Linked DNA regions of Homo sapiens: region 2 is linked to region 1. Evidence: chromatin loops called from intact Hi-C (ENCODE). Cell type or tissue: heart right ventricle. All regions are shown on one strand. Each heading gives the region's core, and the rest is flanking DNA. Links, peaks and the distances in the headings are about the cores only.

Region 1 (11,606 bases), core at 2,295-10,294:
GCATCAGAGTGATGACATCATTATATGTTGTGTAGCCTCTGGAAGACTCCACTGTTCATGAAAGAATGAGAGCAAAAAAGACAAATAACATTTTAGTATGATTATGAAAATAGTTTTGACTTTCTAGGGCTCCTGAAAGGGTCTTGGGGACTCTACAGGTATCCCCCCACTACAGTTTGGGAGCCTCTGGTATAAACTGAATTCCAGATGGAAAAGATCTAAACCTGGAACAAAGTAAAAACTTCATAACTATTAGAAGAAATTATAGGAGAACACACTTCATGATCACAGGGGAAGGAAGGATTACTTAAATGTAACATCAAAAGCACAAATTATGAAGGAAAAACCTAATAAATTTGAACACTCCAAATTTAGTACCTCTGTTTGATAAAATATCCCATAAACAAAATTAAAAGGAATGCCACAGTCTGGGAGAAGATAATTGTAACATATATTAAACAAAAGATTAGTATTCAGAAAACATATATTACTTTTGTAAATAAGAGAAAGATAATCTAATAGAAAATGAAGTAAAAAAAAATATGCTCAACCTCACTCTAGTAATCAGATAAATACAAATCAAAACATCCATGAGATTGGTGACTCTAAGTCTGGCAATGTCATGTGTTGGCAAGGATACAGGGAAATGAAAAAAATCTTACTTTCTGTTGAGATGTAAATTGATACAACTACTTAGGAGAGCAATTTGGAAATACGTTGCCTAGTTGAAAATGCAAACATTCTAATGATCCAGAAACGTCTATAATTTAGAAAAAAAGGTTGAAAACACATATAAGGAAACATTTATTCATGTATTTATTGAATAAATATTTATCAAGTTCCTATATAAACCAGCATTATACGAGGCTATGGGAATAAAATGATGAACAAGACTGTTCTCATGAAGTTGAGACAAACTTATGAATAAACACATATATCACGTCAGGCAGGGTAAAGGGATAGGGGCTGGAAGTACTATTTTAGGTAAGATGGACAGGGAGGGCCTCCCTGAGGTGAATTTGAGGAAACTTAGAGAAGTGAGGGAACAAGATCTGTGTTTATGTTCTAAGGAAAGTGCACTTCAGGCAAGAAGGAATGGCAGAAATGTGCTTGAAACACTGGAAGAAAGGAAGAAGGCCCATGAGGTGGAGTGGAGTTAGTGACTGGAAAGTGGCAAGAGATGAATCTGGAAGATAGGCAAAGGCTACATCACATAAGGCCTTCAGGCCAAGGTAAGGAGTTTGGACTTTTTGGCGGAACGAGAAGCCATTGGAGGGTTTTGCGCAGGCATACCGTATTAGTCCGTTTTTACACTGCTGATAAAGACATACCTGAGACTGGGCAATTTACAAAAGAAAGGTTTATTGGACTTACACTTCCACGTGGCTGGGGAGGCCTCACAGTCATGGCAGAAAATGAAAGTCACATCTCACATGGCAGCAGACAAGAGAAGACTGAGCTTGTGCAGGGAAATTCCCGTTTTCTAAAACCATAAGATCTCGTAAGACTCATTCACTATCACGAGAACAGTGGAAGAAAGACCCGCCCCCATCATCCAATCACCTCCCACCGAGTTCCTTCCACAACACATGGGAATTGTGGGAGTTATAATTCAAGATGAGATTTGGGTGGGAACACGACCAAACCATGTCAGATACTATTGATCGAAAGTGCATTCTTAAAAGGCCACTCTGGCTGTTCTGTGTAGAAGAGACTGTAGGGTGTAGTATTATTAGAAAACAATTGCAATCATAGGAAAGTGATGTTGGTCACTTGGATTGGTTGAAAGTGTTGAGAAGTGGTTGGATCCAGAATATATTTTGAAGCCAAAACAGACAACTTGATGGGGATTTGAGATGTGAGGAAAGGGGTTCAAGGATGACTGAAGTTTTTGGCGGAGCACCTAGGCCCAGTGCCTGGTGATGTCATTTACTGTGAGAGAGACTACTATACAGTGAAAAAGGATAGGAAGGGATAGTTGTTGCAATATTTGTTTGTATCAACAAAACACTAGAAACAACCCAAGAATGAATGAATGGGAAGAAACTGTTATGTATTCATTCTGTGATAGACAGTACAGAAATTAAAATGACTGACTTTATATCAATATATGGATATATTTTGACTGCAACATTAAGTTGCAGCATATTATATCCATATGATACTGTGTGCATATACTTTTAAAAAACAATACAAGATATTGTGTTTTTCTACAGTTATGTCAAACAAAAGCATATCAACATGGACTAGCAGATTTGCACCAAATTCATGATAGTGATTACCTCTGGGGGTAAAGAAAGTAAAGGAATTGTGCTAGGAAGGACATATGGGAGACTTGACCTTTATCTTTATTTCTTTAAAAAATACTTTGATGGAAATATGAAAAGACAGTAACATTAGTTCATTTGGGGTGATAAGTACGTGGATGGTTTATATTATTGTTCATACTTTGAAATATTTTGTTTGTTTTCATGAAAGGACAAAGAAAGACTGAGTGATGTGAGTGATGTCTAGGAGCATGGGCCCAAGCCAACCTCATGCAGCAGTGCAGCAGAGGAATGACTTCCTGTGCACTTGAGGGCCTGAAGGAGTTGACAGCCTGGCAGCATCCAGCATGCTCTGACAGTCAGATGGTTGATGATGGTGATCTGCAGACTGCCAGTGCAAGGAGAAGGTGGCTGCAGTATGTGTGGCAGGGGTCCCTGAAACCCCGTCCACCCCCTACTGCATAATACAATCCCCAAACTCTGAAAATGTAGATACAATCCAGAGAAAGGCAGAGAATTTGCCAAGATTATATGTTAAGATGGAGGCTTGCAATTGAAGTTGAATTTATTCACAGAAAAATTAAGTATTTCATAAACATCTAAGTTTATAGTGCATGTTTATGTTAGGAAAGAAGGAAGCAAAGATGGATAGTGATATAGTTAAATTTCTCACTGGGGAGAAAAGTGGGTAGTCTTGGGTGGAGAAAGAGGAAAGGGGAAAGGCCTAGTCAATTGAGAGAACAAATGTGGTGACAATAATGAAATGAGGTGGATGGAAGGCCAGAAGCTGTGATCAAATGGTAAGAGGCATGAATCTGAAATTTGGGAGGTTGAATGGCTCCAGCTGATTTTAAGGTCCTGGATGTGGCCACCAGACTAGCAGGCTGAGGTAAATCAGAAGTGGAGACAACTGTAGTCTCCCTCTTTTCTCCTGATTTATATTTAGTGATTTACAAAAGAAACGTTTTCCCTTTATTTTCTAAACTGTGATCATGGATGGATCGGTAATGAAAGTATTCTTCTCACTGTTCAGTACTTTCTTATTCCATGGAATTACAGAAATCACAGAATTGTGAAGCTAGAAAACTCTCAGGAGATTATGGGTTTTCCTCCTTTTCTAAAAGTGTCCGTCAGAATTATGTATGTGTAATCCTTCTTGGTAGAAAGTGTCTTTAATTTGTTGTTGTTGTTGTTGAGACGGAGTCTCGCTCTGTCGCCTGGGCTGGAGTGAAGTGGCGCGATCTCGGCTCACTGCAAGCTCCGCCTCCCGGGTTCACACCATTCTCCGGCCTCAGCCTCCCGAGTAGCTTGGACTACAGGTGCCTGCCATCACGCCTGGCTAATTTTTTTATATTTTTAGTAGAGATGGGGTTTCACTGTGTTAGCCAGGATGGTCTCGATCTGCTGACCTTGTAATCCACCTGCCTGGGCCTCCCAAAGTGCTGGGATTACAGGCGTGAGCCACCGTGCCTGGCCGTCTTTAATTTTTTGAAGTAACCTACTTAAATCTCAAATTACTTTTTATCTAAGGTAAACTTATTATTTTAATTCAGCACCACTCTACTTACCTGAGTTGCAACTTCTCTCTTTGGTTCCTGCATTATAAACACACACACACACACACACACACACACACACACACATATAATTTTCACCTATCAAACTGTAAAAGATTAAAACATTTGATAAGATATTGTTTTGATGAAAGTTTGAGGAAGTAGTCAGTCATAAATAGTTGATGGATGTGTAAGGGATGGAGAGAAAGTTGGAAATATCTTTCAAAAGTAAAAATGCACATACATATTGACACATATTCCATGTCTAGGTATTTATCCAGTGAGTCTGTTCAATGCAATATTGTTAATAATACAAAAGATTGGCAACAACATATATATCCCTCAATAGAATGGCAAAACAAAATGGCACAGGCATTCAGTGAACAACACTCAGCTGTTAAAATAGCCACGTCACTAGCTCTCCATATGGAGAGGTAGCTAAGATATCTTGATAAATGAAAAGATAAAGTAAAATAGAGAGTAGTATGTATATTACGCTACCATCTGTGTAAAAAAAGAAAAATTATATATGTTTAAAAATACATATATACATTTTTATATATAGAATGTCCATGGAAGGAAATTTAAGAAATTGGTAATAGTGGTTGCCTCTGCGGAGGAAAACAGAATCACTGAGAAAAAAGAGAAACTCACTTTTCACGATATGCCTTTTGATTTTGTATACATGAGTGTGTTACCTATTCAAAAATAAACAAAAAAAAGTTTAAAGTCCACACCCAAGCAGAGACACTATTTATTAATTAAATGTAGATACCTCCCCTACACACACTTATGAGACTCTGTGCCAGTGATTCTTGTATTTTTTAAAAGAAATATATCACACAGTCAAGCGTGGTTCCTTCAAAGAGAGCATCACCCTGCTGACTGAGTCCCCTTCTTTTAAAGAGAACAGGCAACTTCTCAAGGGATATTATCTGTGGATCATTAAAGGCCCATCTAACTCAAAACATTTCCTTTTGTTAACTTGTCCCAGTTCTGGAAATCCCTACCCATGGAACTTCTTTTATTTTTATTTTAGGATAAAGGCATTACATTTTCAGGAAGTCCCTGTCAGGCTGCAAATATGTAACCTGGCTAACCTGGAGACATTAGGATGGATATTTTTGTTGGTTCCCTAGCAGAAAGCTGTTTCTTGAAAAATAAGATTGGTTTGGTGGGAGGGAGTTTAAAGACACTGATGCATGCAGTCCTGCAGAGAAAAGTTTACGTCCTGGAGATTTACCAAATGAGAGTTTCTGGGTAGTAACAGGCATCATGAAGGTAATGAGCATTTGGGAGCACTGAAGGAAGGGATGAAGCTTTGTAGAGTGTTACATACAAACCCTACCCAGTTTTTATGAAGCAAGCCATGATTGTATAGTAGGGTGAAGTCCTACACCAAAATTATAGGAAGGCCAAAAGTCACAGTAATTGAATACAGGTTGACAGTAGGCCAGTGCCCTTCAGTATTTTTTAAAGCTATCACAGTAATATAACCTGTTATGAGGTGATTTTAGATACATCATCTGCCCCAATATTAGCCAATGTATGTTCTGAATAATACCAGTCTCTTGGAATGTTAATAGTTGTTGCTAAAATGTGTTTTATGATCAAATAATTTTGGGCAACAGTAGTTTAAGCAGAAATTTTTTTCTTGTTGGAACTTCTCAGAGCCTATAGCATGCAAGTGGGTATTTTTCCAAGGGAAAAACAATTATACACTGTGCCCAAAATTGTCTTCTCACAGAACTCTTTTTTATCACCGTGCATCTCATGCACTAATGTTAGGTGGGACACTTGGGAATCGCTGAGCCTTCCTACTCTTGCCCTGGCCTCCCATTTCTATCCTGATGATCATTTTCACCTTGTCTTACCTTGCCCTCCCCTGAATCATTACATAACCTCTATTATGATGTTCACACTAGGAAAATAATGATGAGATCAAAAGTGATGATGACCTTCACAGAAGGACTTCCTTCCCACTTATTACCATACTCCTATGCGTGAGTAAAGGCTCTGCATTTTTTGAAGAAACTACAGTCTGTAATAAGACTCAGACCAATGTGAGATTGAAGCAGGCCTTAATACTACAATTGTCAGTGAAGCCTGTCCTTTAGGTATCATGATGCTCTCTGTAATTATCCTTTGCCTTCTTGTAGGCCTCAAAAACTGGCTTGGCACTAGGGCTCTCTGAAGCAATCATTGTGTCTTTTTCTACCCTTCCACATTTGATTCTTCTAAGTTCCTAAATCCTTTAAGGCTAAAATTAAGTTTCGTTAGAGTTAGAAACTCCAGACCATGGAAGGCCACCCATCTCTGGACAGTACCTACTGCAAATATTGCATTATTTGGGACTGGGACAGCTCTGGTCAACATAATCTCCGAGGGTCAGAGATAGCAGTCAATGATAGCACCACTTATTATTTTCCTCAAGAGAGGCTGCTTACATATATATTTGTAAAATCAGAATAAGGCTTTCTGTAGCCTTAGAGTCCATCCGAATATTTTGTCTCATTCAAAAGAATCACAAATCCACCTTTAATGAGCTTTGAAAAATAATTTATTTTCACTGAAGGCTCTTGAAGAAGTAGCAAAGTGATGAATCACATCCCATCGCAAACAATGGAACTTAGTCAAAATCCTTCTTTCCTATTTCCCCAAAGCCCCACGCTGCAGAGCAGCTGCTGTCCAAATGCTCCTGCTCAGATTTCAATCACTCTCTTCACCTCTCACCTCCCTACTTTCTCTGTCCCTTTCCCCTTCCTTCCAGATCTTTTCCACTGCAGGTAATTCTTATCTTTTTTTTTCTTTTTAATGTAAATTGCTTTAGCTTCTCCTTCAGTTCTTCTTTCTGTCCCTTACCAACTTTTCTCCCTATTTCTTTCCCCGACTTACCCCTTAGACTCAACAAGGAAGCTGGAGGAGAACAGAAGAAGGGAACATGATCAAGTCTTACAAGTTACTCTTTTTCTCTGACACATATATCTTATATAATACATATGACATTACACATATGTAACATGCTATATACAATATATATGATATATATTATGTTATGTAATATGTCTAGCAGAGCCTCATTATAACAGTCTTTGCCATCTGTCCTGTAAAGCTGCTAAATTAATGGACCAATTAGGTATTTTTTTTTCTGATGCTGTAGTAACTACTTCCCTTTTTAAAGTTTATACTTTTAACTCAATTGCATAGTATAGCAATAGTTTTCTAAGGAATTTCTCCAAAGACTGTGTAATTAAACTGTGTGCAATCAAAGCAAATGGACAGAATTATAGGAATATTGGTCATTCATATTAATAAAGCTATCCAACTATCTTTCCCTGGTCAGATAGTCTGAGCTCACATGGGAAGGCCCTTTTGTGTCTTATTTGTGCTGAAGAAGATAAGGAAAGCATTGAGTAAGAACTAGGTCAGGTCCCTTCCACTGCTTATCACAGTCATCAAAGCAAATTTCTTAGGCTTAGAAGTTTCTCGTCTTTTAAATGGATTTGCTGTTCTTTTTTCTTTTATACAAACCAGAATGGCATTTGCTAATCATCTCACTTTCAAGCAAGTTTACATATCATAGTGTGTGTATGTATAGATTTATGTGAATTTTCTCAAATCACACAAAATTATTTTTGGCTTGCATGTTTAATTATTTGCTGGGCAAATACTTCGTATGTAAACTCTGCAAAAACATATTTCTAGGCTGAGTATAAAATTTTAGAATCAAAAGTAGGAATTTCTTCAGAGAGATGCTAAACTTGAAAAAGAATAGAAAATGTCGGAATATACTACCCAATCCCCTGCTGCTTGATCTTTGTCAGAGTGAAATCAGGATTCAGTGATGAGGACCACATCCTGTTGCCATGGAAATGATTGTGCTGTCACAAATATAGTACTATGACTTCATGGTAAAGAGGAACAGATGGTCTGGAAGAGAATGAAGGCCTAAGGTTAGCACAATTGTTTGGGGAATAAGTCATCTTAGATTCTTTTTGGAAGTAGGTAGAAGCACAAATAATAAGCAAAAATGACTTCACTGTAGCTTTGCAAAAGCCGCTGAGTAAGAAAGAGCTTAGCCAAGGTAAAACTACAAAGCTCTTTTCCAATGAAAGAAAAAAACATTTTAATATAGGATGAAGCACAGGTAACAATACAAAACAGCTTTACAAGTCCATATTCCAAAGTTGCCGCTCCACCCTTCCCCAGCCTCTCACTTGACCACTGTTGAAGTAACTAGCACCTAGAATGCTTAGGGCCAGTGGTAAGCATTAAAAACAAAAACAAAAACAAAAAAAACAGAAACGAGGCTGAAATAGACCGAAACAATATTTGCCATCATTTTTACAATGCCTCATTTTTAGGTATTTCTGGTTTTAGTGTTGGTTTGATTCAGGCATCCTGGATCATATACCTCCAAACAGCCTCAAAACACAGGATTGGATAGTTGAGCTGGTAGGTGTAGGGCCTGCACAGTCAAATCAGGGGCATGTGTAGCTCACTCACCTTGCCCCTGAGTGATCGTGTGTCCAGACCTGGTTCTCCAGCCATGATGACACTCTGAAAACCACTCTCCACTAACAGGACAATGAAACCACGGTGTCCTCAGCTACTCAGAACTGACATTGGTTAGAAGCACTAACTTTTAAAAGGGTCAGCCTGGTATCTTCTCATCATGATATTGTTCATTTAAAGGGCAAAGAAATTTCCCACGCTTATTGTTATGGTCTGAATATTTGTGTCCCTATCTAATTCATATATTGAAATCCTAACTCTTAAGATGATGGTACTGTTAGGAGGTGAAATTGTGCCACAGAGTTAAAGAAGCCAGTGAATAACAGAAATTCTTGAGCTTGTATGAGAGCAGATAAGAAAAGAAACAACTTGCCGAAATGCTGAAACTCCCTCTGCTTGTGATATTTAAAAAAAGAAAAAAAAAAAAAAGGCTGAAATTGATTGGAACCAGCATGGTCAACTGGAGTCTTTGCAGGATAAAATTTTCATTTCCACCATGTTTCCTACTAAGTTCCCCAAATTTGCAAATGTGATTCATGAGGTAGCATGAAGAGATAATTGTGCATGCCTGAGGACTTTCCAGACCTCCCCTTTCTTTCCACCAATCACCTACTAATCCCAGAATCTACCCCATAAACCCTTTCTAATAAAATGACTGCCTTAAAGCCAGCACAGGGAGACAGATTTGATCTGGACTCTTCTCTCCTTGTTGACTGACTCACAATAAAAGCTTTTCTCAAAAACCTGGTGCCATAGTATTGGCTTCTAGTGCCTTGGGTCTAGTGCCTTGGGTAGTGAGCCCTTTTGCTCAGTAACAGTGGGGCCTTTGGGGAAGTGATTAGGTCATGATCTTCATGAATGGGATTAGTGCCCTTATAAAAGGGACTGAAGAGAAACCTCTCACCCCCTTCATCAAGTGAGGACACACTGAGAAAGTGCCTGTGAACCAGATCCTTACCAGATATTGAATCTGCTGGTGCCTTCATCTTGGACTTCCCAGCCTCCAGAACTTTGAAAAATTGCTGCTGCTTATAAGCCACCAAGTTTATGGTACTTTGTTATAGCAGCCTGAATGGACTAAAGCAATTATAAATGCCACTACAATCACTTATCCTTAGAAAAACACTTTTTATTTGGAGTAGAGGCAACAAGAGAGATTTCCCAGCACTATCATTCTCTTGCGTTATCAAGTGAATTAACCAAGAGAAGCTAACATGAGATACTAGCTAGTATGTGCCAATGCAAGTACTTTTTAAAAACATTTATTTTGAAATAAGCTCAGATTTACAGAAAAGTTGCAAATATAGTGCAGAAAGTTCATGGACATCCTTCATCTAGTTTCTGCTAATGTTATATAACCACAGTACAGTGATTGAAATTGTGAAATTATTGGTGCCATACTGTTAATTAAACTGCAGACTTCATTCAGATTTCACCAATGTTTCCTTTTTGGTTCTGAGATCTAATGCAGGAGACCGTGTCACATTTAATCATCATGTCTAAGTCTCCCTCAATCTGTTCCTCAGCCTTGTTTTATCATGACCTTGACAATTTTGAAGACCACTCATCAAGTATTTCATAGAATATCCCTGAATGGGGCTTTCTCTGAAGTTTTCTCATGATTGGACTGAATTATGGATTTTTGGAAAACAATATCATGGAGGTAGAGTGGTCCTCTCATCACATCATATTGAGGGTACATGATCAATATAACTTGTTTACTGATGACGTTAACTGTGATCACTTGGTTAAGGTAGTGCCTGCCAGGTTTCTTCACCGTAAAGTTACCATTTTCCCTTTCCATTCTCTATTCATTCGAAACAATCAGTAAGTCCAATCTACACTCAAAGTAAGTGAGCTACACATGCCCCTGATTTGACTGTGCAGGCCCTACACCTACCAGCTCAACTATCCAATCCTGTGAAGTGAATCAGGCTTCACCTTCTAGACGAAGGTTTATCAAATAATTCGTGGACATATGTTTAAGCTACCACAATAATTAATAAATATTTTTTTGATGAGATACTTTGAGGCTACACAAATATGCTGCTTCTCCTTAAGGTTTTACCTACAAATTTTAGTGGATCTTACCTGCAGCAGTTATTACTAAGGTGCTCTAGTGGTGATTTTAAATGTCCCTCATTCCTTCTACACTTATAATTTAGAATTCTTCTCTAAGGAAGGTTTGCTCTTCTTCCCCTAATTTATTTGTTTATTCATTTACTTATTTGTACTCATTCCATACTATTGTATGGAATGAAATTACATTTTATCTATCTATCTATCTATCTATCTATATATATATATAGTTTGTTTGGATTGTAATCCAATTTTGGGTTATTGGGGGTGGTTTCAGGTTGGCTCCTGTGTCTTGTTTGTTATGCCCTATACAGGAAAGAATCAACAAAGAAGCAAACCCAAGGCTGATATCCTTAGAAGAGGCTGCTTAAAGATTGACTCTTTCCTGACATCTGGGAACCTGGCTTGTGAAAAGTTCCCCAAACCAACATGAAAAGTCTCCTGTATTGATAAGGCTGTTTTGCCCTTGAGGCACTGAATTACCACTTCCTTCAGAGAGTCTGATATTTTGACAGTTTCCAGGCAGAGAATGCCTTTTAGCACTAGCCCCCAAGAAAAACCCTAAACTCTGAGTCTCAAATGGGACACACACACACACACACACACACACACACACACACACACATTGAATTCATATTGTCATTGCCAACTTTATTTAGAACCACAGGATTTATTTCAGTCTTCTCTGCTTGCTTGTTTGTAACTTTTTTCTCTGACAGTGAGAAAGCTGGCTTCCATTAACTACAATTTATTTACTTATTTGTTCAGCCTTAGTATACATGTAAAGTAGTTTCAGAACTGCTAACTTATACTCCTGCCTGAAACATAATGACCAATTAAAGAAAAGCATTTATGCACAGTTGATTTTGCTTTAGCTTTACAGTATCCAGTTAAAACACATTTCCAAAGTTACTTAGGTCAGCTCCTTTTTCCCCAACCGTTTTAGTCAGGTTATGTCATATAATTGTAACACAGATTTGTCAGTCTGCATTTCATCCTGGAATCTCCCCACATCGTGGTTGATTTTTTAAAAAAATGTACACAGTAAATTTCACTTAGGTTTATAATACATTATACCTTAGTTAGAATAAATGTACCTTTTGTGAATGTGGACAAATGCATAGAGTCATGAATCTACCACCACAGTATCTTGCAAAACTGTTCTATTACCCTAAAAATTGTCTTGTGT
Region 2 (11,606 bases), core at 1,898-9,897, 95 kb after region 1:
GTTCATGGAGTTTTCACTCAAGTAAAGGAGACGGATGTCAATCAGTTTGCCACAGGAATAGCAACATGGGCCTTGTTCTCAAACCTTAATGTGCATCAGAATCACTCGAAGAGTTTGTTAAAACACAGATTGGGGTCCCACCCTCGGTCTCTGATTCAGTGGGCCTGGAGTGCCGCCCAATCATTTGCATTCCTAAGGAGCTTCTAGGTGCTGCTGGTGCCACTGGTCTGGAAACACACTTGGAGAACCACTAATATATCATAACAAACTGTGAGAGAACTTCCCTGGGGGGAAAATAAGAGGCTTCTGGGAGAGCATATGAGGAGGACCTAACACAGATTGGAAGAGTCTCAGAAGTCCTCTCCGAGGAAATCGCATTTGAACAGAGCCTTGAAGGATGAATAGGTGAGAAAGGTGGATGCAAGGGGTGAGAATGTGGAAACTGAGGAAGAAAGGGGCAAGGGGAGTGGGAGAATGGACACCAGCATGGCTACAGTGCAGTGGGTGGGCCAGGGGTTGCATGGACCATTCAGGGCCTGTGGAGTAGAAGGACCATGGGTCTAACCCAAGCACAATGGAAGGAGCCTTTGTTGAGCAGAAAATTGACATGTTCTGATATATGTTTCGAAAATTTAACTTATTACTGTTGTATGGCAGATGTGTTGGAGAGAAGCAAAAATGGTTGTTAGGAAGCTTTTACAGATGTCTTGGCAAAAGATGGTTGCTTTTGTGGTAGGTAGGTGGTGCCTGTGGTGATTGAGAGAAGTAGGTAACTCTGGGATATTGTTTGAATATAAAACTGATAGAATTTGGTGATGGATTGGATATAGGAGAGAAAGAGGAAAAAGTTAAAGATGGTTGGCACAGTGGCTCACGCCTGTAATCCCAGCACTTTCGGAGGCCGAGGTGGAAGGATCACTTGAGCCCAGGAGTTCGAGACCAGCCTGGGCAACATGGTGAGACCCTGTCTCTATAAACAAGGTCATACAAAAATTAGCTGGGCATAGTGGCACATGCCTGTAGTCCTAGCTACTCAGGAGGCTGAGGTAGGAGGATCACCTTAGCCTGGGGGGTCAAGGCTACAGTGAGCCATGATCACACCACTGCACTCCAGCCTGGACAGAGTGAGACAGTATCTCAAAAAAAAAAAAAAAAAAAAAAAGACATTAAAGATGGTCACAGGCAAGTAAGATTAAATTATAACAGCAGGACAGATACGATGATTCCTGAGAAAGTGATGAAAATTTTGTGTCCATATCCACTGACAGTTTTTATCTAACCTTACTCATTGTCCTTCCTCCTCTCTCATCTCTTTCGCCTCTCATCTCTTTGTTTTCAAGCCAGACTATATCCACTTGTCACTTGGGCTAGGTAAGCTATTTGCTGCAGCAATTGACTATCTGAAGATAAGGGCAAGGCTCTGGCCATGCGGAACAAGACCTGTGGGCTTGGGCTCCCTATGTGACAAACATGGTGGGGAAAAAGGATTGTCCAGACACACAGGCTCTGCATCCCTTTCAAATTTTATCTACTAAACTCATAAAACATTCATCAGAGAAAGATTGTCATTGCCATCCTTAGTGAACTGTGGCAACACTGAACCATGGAGTGATATGCCTTGCCCTCTGCTAGAGAGGGAATGGAGCCAATTCCAGAGTAGGGGGTTGGAGCTTCCTGACTCCCAGGTATCTCACTGGGGCCTCTCACTCAAGCAAGTAGAAGTAGGTCATGAGCCACAATCAGGGACAGGAACAGGATGTTCCCAGCTGGAGGTCTGAATACCAGTAAGTCAAAGTGGAGGTTCCCATGGCAATGGTAATGCCACCTCTTTTTTGAGACCAGCAATCCAGCAATACGTGGGTGAGTCAACTGCTACTTTGAAAACCTGTTGTATTTCTTCAATTTCATGTCTGAGATTGGAGATATTTGTGATGATTTGGGTCCTGGGCATTTGGCAGAGTTTCAGATGGTTTTCCACATGGTGATGTGGTCTCAGGATAGAGGCCCCAGAAACACCACCTCACAATGTGTCTTTCCCCTGGTCTGCTGCATGATCCTCAGAGAATGATTGACTTTAAGTCTCCAATGGAGTGAGATTTTCTACTAGCTTAAAGCTCTTTTAGGGCATTTCAAAACCTTCCAACTTTTCTGATTTGAGAAAATATCAAAAGGAGAAGGATGAATGGAAAAGATCCTACTGACTGTTTCGGAAAGATCTCTGAGAACCTTTGCCCTAGTCTCTGTCTTTTTAAGAGGTTGTATTCAGGGCTGGGCACAGTGGCTCACTCCTGTAATCCCAGCACTTTGGGAGGCCGAGGCGGGTGGATCTTGAGGTCAGGAGTTCAAGACCAGCCTGGCCAAGATGGTGAAACCCTGTCTCTACTAAAAATACAAAAAACTAGCCGGGCACGATGGCAGGCACCTGTAATCCCAGCTACTTGGGAGGCTAAGGCAGGAGAATCACTTGAACTCGGAGGGCAGAGGTTGCAGTGAGCCAAGATCATGCCACTGCACTCCAGCCTGGGTGACAGAGTGAGACTCCATCTCAAAAAAAAAAGAGAATGTATTCAGAAAAAGATGGCTAGAGCCTCCTTTCTGACCCCCTCTTCATATTCCCTTGCCCATTTGGTCAGTTGTATGCCCAGGCCATGCAGGCCCCTTAGCACTTCATCTCAGCAGCAGTCAGAGAATTCTTGAATCACAGAATCTCAGAGCTGCAAAGTACTTCAGTCAGAGAGGGGTGAGCATGGGGCTGCCTGAGACTTCAAGGCTTCAACCAGGTGAGGCCTTTTCCACAGTGCAGGGCCTTGATGTGATCACCATGTTCCCGGGACCAGCTATTAGTTTTACAGATGCCAGTCTCATAGACGGACTTACAATAACCAGGCTTGCAATAAACTGACATATAAACACAAATGTCCATATTTGCATTTTATAATGGTGGATATTCTATTTCAGTGACCAGAATTCTCACTCACAAATCTCTTTTTTTTTTTTTTTTTTTTTTTTGAGACAGACTGTGACTCCATCATCCAGGCTAGAGTATAGTGGTGTGATCTTGGCTCACTGCAACCTCCGATGCCCGAGTTCAAGCGATTCTCCTGCCTAAGCCTCCCGAGTAGTTGGGATTGCAGGCGCATGCCACTACACCTGGCTGATTTTTGTATTTTTAGTAGAGATGGGTTTCACCATGTTGGCCAGGCTGGTCTCGAACTCCTGACTTCAGGTGATCCACCCACCTTAGCCTCCCTAAGTGCTGGGATTATGGGTGTGAGCCACTGCACCCGGCCTCTCACACATCTCTTATCCAATGTCAAGGTGTTCAGGATATTAAATTGGTAATCAGAAGCTTGCTTAGTGATCAGCGCTTCAGAGCACAGGGAGGTGAACGATTTTGAAGCCTTTTTTTATCTTGAAGAGAAACCCCTGATGAGCTCTCCCTGCCCAACAACGGACACTTTTTTGGGTTATACCAGAATGCTCAGGTGCCCTGAACTAGACATTCTCTTCCCAGGAGAGCCCTGGGAAAATAAGTATTGATATGTCTGTTCCCTTGGGCTTACATGGGATCCACTCAGACTGTGTCCTTGTTGGTAGCACATTGCATGTCATTGGGTTTCAACTGTCTTGATGCTCAGGTCATTTACAGTTATGTCCTCACAAATCACACCCTGGTCACCTTGTCTCCTGATTTATTGACATTCTCTTAGGATGAGTTGATCATTCAAGTCTCCCTTTCCAAGGGTACCTGGTTTCTATATTCTTATAGGGACCCTATTAGAGCCTCCTCCAGGATTGTGGAAGGACCAGCAGCTCACCCAGTCCAACACTTTAGAACAAGAATTCCCAATGCCATATCTCCAGCCTGCCTTGGCTTGAATGCTGCCAACAGTGTGGAAATCACCACTTTTCTAGAGGTTCAGTCCTTTCAACAAAGACCCTAAGCTGAAAGGAATAAACCAATCAGAAGATATTATCAATGTCCAACTGTGTGTTCAGTACCTGACCTGTGGTTGAGGTTTTCTAGGCACTGTGGGGGATGCTAAAGAAGAGTAAATAGACCAGGAATGGGTAGTCAGCCCCTTTCCAAAGTTCTGCAGGCGAGGAGGGTTCAGAGGTTCACAGACTTGGCAGTTTGTGTCCTCAGCACCCCTGGAGCTCACTCAGTCACCTAGAACTACACTACTCCTGTTCATCCAGGGCTCTGGGTGTCTGCCACTTTGATGGAAAAAGCTGAGCCCTGTGGCCCATATGAAGAATTGTAAGGGGAAGGTTGGGTCTAGCATCAAGGGAACAGCCTGCTGCCAGGAATCCATGCACTTCGTCAGAGTATCTGAAAATCCTATCATGCCTTTGGGCCTCTTTTTTGATTATAGTATTATCTCCAGAAAACTCCTATTATAATGCAAATCATTTTACATGAAATCAGTAACAGATAAAGATATAAGTGGCTGAGCAAAGAATAAGACCTGGAGTATGAGGCACTGAAGAAGAGGATAGAGATGCTGAATGACGATAGATTGGCTAATAACGGTGATGGGACACAGTTCTCTGGGACCTCGCAATCCCTAGCACAAGATTCCATGGCGACATTTTATTGCCATTTTGCTGACACAGTTCTGGAACTGGGAAAATTTTCCTTCAAATACATGTTGAACTCAGTGAACTAGCTCGTGGAGCAAATCCCAGCTATCTCAATAACTTTGTGATCTTAGGTAAGGTACTTAATTTCTTTGAGCCTTACTTCACCTAACTATAAAAGAGAGAAAACAATGCCTACTCAGAAGGGCTGTTTGTGAAGATTAAGTGAAATTATGTTTAATGTGTTGTGCATGGTAGACATACAACAAATGGAAATTATTATTTCTCCTTTTATTTCTGTAACAGCTTCCTTTAATGATGTTCATAAAGAATTCCTTCTATTCCACTCCCAAGAGTCTCATTTAGATGTAAAATTGTTCACTCAAGTATTCCAGGAGCTGAACTGTGATCAAGCCTAATAACAGAAGTGAATTTTGATAGAGAAGCATTGGCCTTTGAAAGTCAGACATGCATATTCCTTACTGAAGATAACTTACAGTCTTTGAATGGTAAAATTATGGTAATAAGATTTTTCACTTTCTGAAGGAGGGCCCCTTCTTTCTTTCTGTTTTCTTTCCCCCTTTTTCCTTCTCCCTTTATCAGCTGCAGGGTATCTTTGAATGGATTTCTCTCAAATTTTCCTCCCAAATTAACAGGGGTTGACCAGGACAGTTCCCCATCTCAGCTGGTGATTGGGAACAGAGACTCCCTTGTTCTCCTGCACACCCTGGCTCATGGCTCTTACTTGGTGTGTGGAGGAAGGAAAAAAGAAGACCTTCACCATCACCTCTCCCCATTCATTTATTCACAGCACTTACCACCCTCTACAGTGATCCCCTTGGAAGATGAGCTCCATGAGGGCAGGGATTGTGTGTATCTTGTATATCTTCATATGCTCAGTGTTTGCACAATGTCTGGTGCACAGCAGGGTTTCAATGTATGAATGTGTGGGATAGTGGCCTGGTAGGGCAAGGTTACACAGCAAGTCCAGGACAGAGCCTAACTCTGGAGCCTCAGACTATATTCTGCCAGTCCAAGCAAGGGAATCCTGATTTCGGCCTGAGAGATGCATCTTCTAGCAAAGTCAACATCGGGATGGCTCCTGAGCTTTCCTTCTCAGAGGGGTGGGCTTCCTACTTCCCCCTCCCAGACTCCCAGTCTGCAAGGCCAAGATCCATTTCCAGGAGAAAATCAATATTTGATGTTCCCTTCCTTCCCCAGCATTGGTTCAGAGCTCTGGAAATCTCCTGCCCTCCTTACACCACGCAGATAGGAAATCTCTCCTTTGGCTTTTACCTTCTGGGCCCAGGCCACCCACTGCTGCCGTGGATTTTAGCCATATTATTTTCTGCTGCTCTGAGTGCCAACAGCACACTCAGCACTAGACACAAACATGCAAAGACGCAGCTCTTGCCTGCCCCAAAGGCTTGCTGGGTAAGTTAAACAGACTGTAAAATGCAGACTTCAAATATGCCAGAGGCAAAGGCATTTAAAATTCTCAGCGGGGGCTGGAAAGAGAACGCTTTTAAAGTCTTTTCATTTCTCCCTCTTCCTTTGCCTTCAGCATCGAGCTGCCTGTGAGTTGTCCTGCCTCTTCTGTCTATGACCATTTAAGGATGACTGGTCCTTTTGTGAGCAGGCAAAGGCTTTGAGATGTTGGCTGTGAATGTGGACAGCTCTTCCCAGGCTGCCTGAAAGAGCGGAGGCAGCTAAACTTGGCAACAAATATTTCCAAGCCTGCTTTCCATTCCATCATGCAGAATGGTGTTATTAAATTGATGATTCAGGATCTCAAACCAGCAGAGCTCTGTCCTTTGGGAGAAACATAATCCATATGACAGGTTTCACCAGGGCTATTTCTGAATACCAGAAACCAGTGCCTAGGACAGTGTAGATCAGAGAGCAGGTGAGCTGGGTGCTTTGGGATCAGAAGCCACCTGGGCCAGAGTTTTGCAGGTAACACTCTGCAGTGGACATGCCTGGGTCAACCTGGTGCACCGAGTCCATGCTGTGTTCACTTTGGTGTCCTTTTCTCCTGACAAAGACTTAACCTGGTGCCATATCTCTCCTAAGCAATGTGAGGAGACACTACCTTGACTTCCAAGGATTTGTATTCTGATCTTCTGGTGGGGATGTCATTTCAGGGAAGTTATGTTCACTGGCTAATGAAAGCATCAAGACTGAAATAGGGAACTCAGATCTCGCCAAAACACAAGATCTCCGAAAGCAGAATACCTTCCTTCCATCTGGAATGTGTGGCAGGATGGAGTGAAGGAAAGAAGTTTTTGTTTTTGTTTCATTAAAGCAAAGGGATCCTACTTGAAATGCCCCTTATTGTGCAAGTATCAGGAAAGAACTTTTGTTCCAGCAAATCTCCAAACACTGGGCTGCAAGGCTGGTCTGATGTATTATGCAAAAATGTTTACATTTTCTCCATCATTCCCCCACACCCCCAATCTCCTTCTCTGATTTTTTGACTGAGAAAAGGGTCTTAGGAACAAAGAACATAAATATTTTGGTGAATCTAATATTGGATTAGATTTTGCTTGGTGCAGTTCCTTATATACAGGGGAGCTCAATGGATGGGTTTTGATGGTGAGGGAGATAGAAATGATTTAATAGCAACTCACTCAGCATTCCCAGAATAAATTACTTCTATTCCCAGTATGGTCTGTGTGTGCACTTACATACTCATGCTTGTGGACACGTGCACGCACGCACAGCTTAAGAGCAAACAAGCCATGTTGCTTATTCAAGGGACCAGAAAAAAAAAACCTCTAAAAGATGCCTTTGCTGGGTTGACTGTTTTAACTAAAATTCATGTCAAATTGAAAAGGAGAGTATCACATATCTCAACGTATCACCCATGTTGAGAAAATAAAAGAGCAGGGCATTTTATATATAGGTCCTGTCTTTTAAAGGAAGGCAGTCAAAGACAGATCTTTCTAAATGAATGGGAGGGGTTGGGGGAGTGGTATGGGAATGGGGGAGGTATATCAGGAATCTCCTTGGGGTTACCTTTTAGTGGACATGTCCCCATTTGTTCAACCCTCCCAGCGCAAGTAGTCATTGAAGGGAACTGAGTTTCTAAGGAGGACATGTGCTCACTCAGAGTGTTGGCATGAATAAAAAGGGCTGAAGTCAACTGGTCTAAAAGTGTGATGACTAGGGGCCATCTAACACCAGGAGAGTGGTAGCACTCAAGAAAAAACAGTTTCCATTCAAAGATCTGGGACTGAATGGGAGCCCCTGCTATATGCTGCACAGCTGTTACTGCATTTCAAAAAAACAGTGCTCCTGCAGTCACTTATAGACTCAGAGGTGTTTTTAAATAATTCCTATGTCCAGTGCTGAGGGCTTTAAAAACACAAGGGTAGTATTGTACTAATAACAGCAAACACTTTTAGAGTGCTTACTGTGTGTCCGGCACTTTCCCAAGCTTTTTCCATATAATAATGTACTTAATCTAACTTAATCCTCTCAACAGTCCCATGAGGGAGGTACTATTATTATTATTATCATCATCATTTTTAGAGAGATAGGGTCTTGCTCTGTCACCCAGACTGGAGTGCGGTGGTACGATCATGACTTACTGCAGCCACGACCTCCTGGGCTCAAGTGATTCTCCTCTCTCACCCTCTTGAGTAGCTGGGACTACAGGCATGCACCACCATGCCCAGCTAATGTTTCTATTTTTTTTGTAGAGATGGCATCTCACTATATTGCCCAGGCTGGTCTCAAACTCCTGGCCTCAAGCAATCCTCTAGCCTCGGCCTCCAAAATGCTGGGATTACAGGCGTGAACCGCAGTGCCCAGCTGGGAGGTACTATCATTATCCCCTTTCACAGATTATGAGCCAGGAGTTTGTTCTCTATAGTAGTGATGGAATACTCACAGAAGAAAGTGACTAAGTGTCAGAGAAGATACAAAGGAAATGCAATAGCTGTTTATAGGGAGGAAAAGTGAGTTCCCACCCAGAAGGTCAAGGAAGGCTTCATGGAGGAGGTGGAATCTGAGTGGGTCTTGAAGAGTAGGGTGGGTTTCTATGTGTTTGCTCTTTTTTTTGCTTTGTCATAGAAAGAAAAGGGGTGAGAAATGACTATAATGGGGTAAAAATGGGGTGTAGGGCTGTTCAGGCTGTCAAAAGTCAAAATTACACAAATTTAATTTAAAGATCTCAATTGGCATTTATTTGTGATTCTAGAATCAGGCAACACCTCGTTCTGTGAAACAGAATGAGTGTTCCGATGAGCTGAGCAGAGGAAATTGGTTTCACAGACAAAAAAGGGCTGAGGACAGCAGAAACAGAAAACAAAAAGAAGGTTGGTCGTTTCAAAGTTACTTCCCTGTAAAGGTTAAAGCAGAGGAGACTTCCTTATCATGCCTGCTAAAACCGCCCTGTTTGGGGACTCGGCAATTATCTCTGTCTCCTGATTTCTTGGAAGGTCAGATCAACAGCTTAGTTTTGTCTTGGTGATGTGGAACTTCAGCACGAGGGGCTCCATTTTGGTATGGTCTGTTGTGCCTCGTGCAGAAGCTCAGTCCCAACCAGTGGCCATTTATAAATGTTAATTAACAAGGCAGAGGGCAGTAAGAGCAGAGATACGGAGGTTGTGGGTCACTGGGGATGACAACATGTTGGTTATGGCTGGGAAATCGAAGAGCAAGAGGCTGGAAGGGTGGAGGAAAGGCAAGTAAAGGTAAATTCGGAGTTTGGACTGATTTGTGTTGACCCTGAAGGTGAGATCAGGGGTGCTCAGTCTGGTAGCAGTGGGAATGATGGAACTGAGAGAAAGAACCCTGGAGGCCATCACAGAGATGGACTACTAATAAACAGTCCAGCTGAAAGGCGAGGAGAACCCAGCAGCAGTAGAATTGGAGCTGGGAATCAGGGGACAGATGTGAGGGGTGACAAATTATTAGATGTGGGGGGATATATTCGTTCATTTCCTGCTGCTTATAACACAGTACCTGAAACTGGGTAATTTATAAAGAAAAGGATGTTAGCCTGGCTCAATGGCTCACGACTGTAATCCCAGCACTTTGGGAGGCCGAGGCAGGCAGATCACGAGGTCAGGAGATCGAGACCATCCTGGCGAACACGGTGAGACCCTGTCTCTACTAAAAATACAAAAAATTAGCCGGGCATGGTGGCGGGTGCCTGTAGTCCCAGCTACTCGGGAGGCTGAGGCAGGAGAATGGCGTGAACCCGGGAGGCGGAGCTTGCAGTGAGCCGAGATCGCGCCACTGCGCTCCAGCCTGGGCAACAGTGTGAGACTCCGTCTCAAAAAAAAAAAAAAAAGAAAAGGATATTATTTCTTGTAGTTATGAAAGCTGAGAAGTCCCAGGTCGAGGGGCCGCATCTGACAAGGGCCTTCCTGCTGGGGGGCCTCTGTGAAGAGTCCCAAGATAGCACAGGGTATTACATGGTGGGAGGGCCAATGAGGTCTCTCAGGTCTCTCTTCCCCTTCTTATAAAGCCACCAGTTCTACTCCCATCATAACCCATTAATTCACCAATTCACTAATCCCCTAATCCAGGAATGGATTAATCCATTCATGAGAGCAGAGCCCTCATGACCTAAGCACCTCTTAAAGGCTTCACCTCTCAATACTGCCACATTAGGGATTAAGTTTCCTTTTTTTGGGTAATAATTTCTTATTTTTACTGAGGTAAAATATACATATATAATTTACCATGGGGATTGAATTTCAACATAATTTTGGAGGGGTCAAATATTCAACCACAGTGGGGGAGAAGGTAGTGGATGAAAAGAGTCAAAGATGACTTCAAGGCTTAATAACTTGAAGAAGTAGGTGATGTTAGTAGAAGCAAGTCAGCTAGGGGGAGACAAGGTGGGGTGGGGGAGGAGAAGAGAAGATTGTATATTAGCGGTGTCATTTTAGTTTACAATATGATGTCCAGAGGGAGATTTACAACAGGTGGAATGAGGAGATGGGGTCCTTGGAAGAGCAGTTGGGATTGGAGATGACAACTTTTTACAATCCTTCTCCCCGCTGTGGCTCTGAACTAGTGAAGGACAGACACAGAGCAGCTGGGGAATTGGCCCCCGGATGGGGAGGAAGCCCTGCCGGGGAGACTGGTTTGTGCTCAATCTAAGCTACATCATCACTAACTATGTGGTAGTGGAAAAGATGCTCTACCTTTCTCAGCTTCTGGTCTCACATTTGTAAAATAGCGTTTAAATGAGGTATGGTTTTAAATGCCTCGTACTTCGTGGGGCCTCTAAATATTCTGTTCTGCCTTCTCTGGAAGTGTTTCCAGACTTTATTTATGTTTATGCTACTAAACATCTTACAATGCCCAGGACGGCCCCCACAACAAAGAATTATCTGTTCCAAAATGTCAGTAGTGCCGAGGCTGAGAAGGCCTGCATTAATCCACTCATTTATTATTTATAAAGCACCTACTAAGTGCCAGCTCTAAGTAGAGTGTTGAGAATATAAAGATGAAAAGGCAAATTTGTGCTCTCAAACACCTGACAGTGTTGTGAGGAGACAGATGTGCCATCAAACAATTATATGGATATCAGGCATGTGCTATCATGGGGTATATACAAAGGCCGGTAGAACAGCGGGAAGCAGTGCCACGTGGTGGTTGAAGGCAGCCTCTTTGGAATGGGTCAGCCCTGGAATCGAATCCCTGTTATACTGTACCTCCTGGGACAGGCTACTTCACCCCTGCGAACCTCGGTTTCCTCATCTATAATGCAGATGATTATGCTTGCTTCATTGTGCGGTTGTGAGAATTAATCGCATTCAGCACAGTGCTAACACATAATAATTTGTCAATAGATGGTAACTAATGATAATGATGAGTATAATGATGATGAAAATGATGTTTACCTGCCTCAGGATTTAGGAAAGCTTCTCAGCATTTAACCCAAGGCTTGAGGGATGAGTAGAAATTGCTAGGTAAGCAATGAGGGAGAGGCATTTTAGACAGAGAATATTATGGGCAAAGACCCTGAGAGAGGACATTTTGTGACTCATTTGGAGAATTAC

The links. A loop is a pair of places that touch in the nucleus more often than their neighbours do. Peaks named below come from ENCODE experiments on the same cell type or tissue, not always from the same donor. Only the 100,000 strongest peaks of a DNase experiment are listed, where the experiment ranks them.
Region 2: it touches region 1 in a loop (2.5-fold over the local background); 1 of 110 quality-filtered maps calls a loop at or near these places.

Annotation. Positions count from the first base shown.
Region 1 is chr1:183,439,332-183,450,937 of GRCh38, reverse strand. LOC105371646 (a long non-coding RNA gene) reads right to left here. Exons shown (of 4, transcript XR_922351.2): 2 at 7,619-7,753. Among named protein-coding and RNA genes, the nearest start is that of NMNAT2, 27 kb to the right of the region's middle. RefSeq lists a silencer at 7,198-7,398. In heart right ventricle, for the core only: no CTCF peak of the experiment used is centred there; no DNase peak of the experiment used is centred there.
Region 2 is chr1:183,343,966-183,355,571 of GRCh38, reverse strand. All of the region lies in intron 1 of NMNAT2 (nicotinamide nucleotide adenylyltransferase 2), which reads left to right. Among named protein-coding and RNA genes, the nearest start is that of NMNAT2, 69 kb to the left of the region's middle. In heart right ventricle, for the core only: no CTCF peak of the experiment used is centred there; a DNase peak (open chromatin) is centred at 6,246; H3K27ac peaks cover 1,094 bases.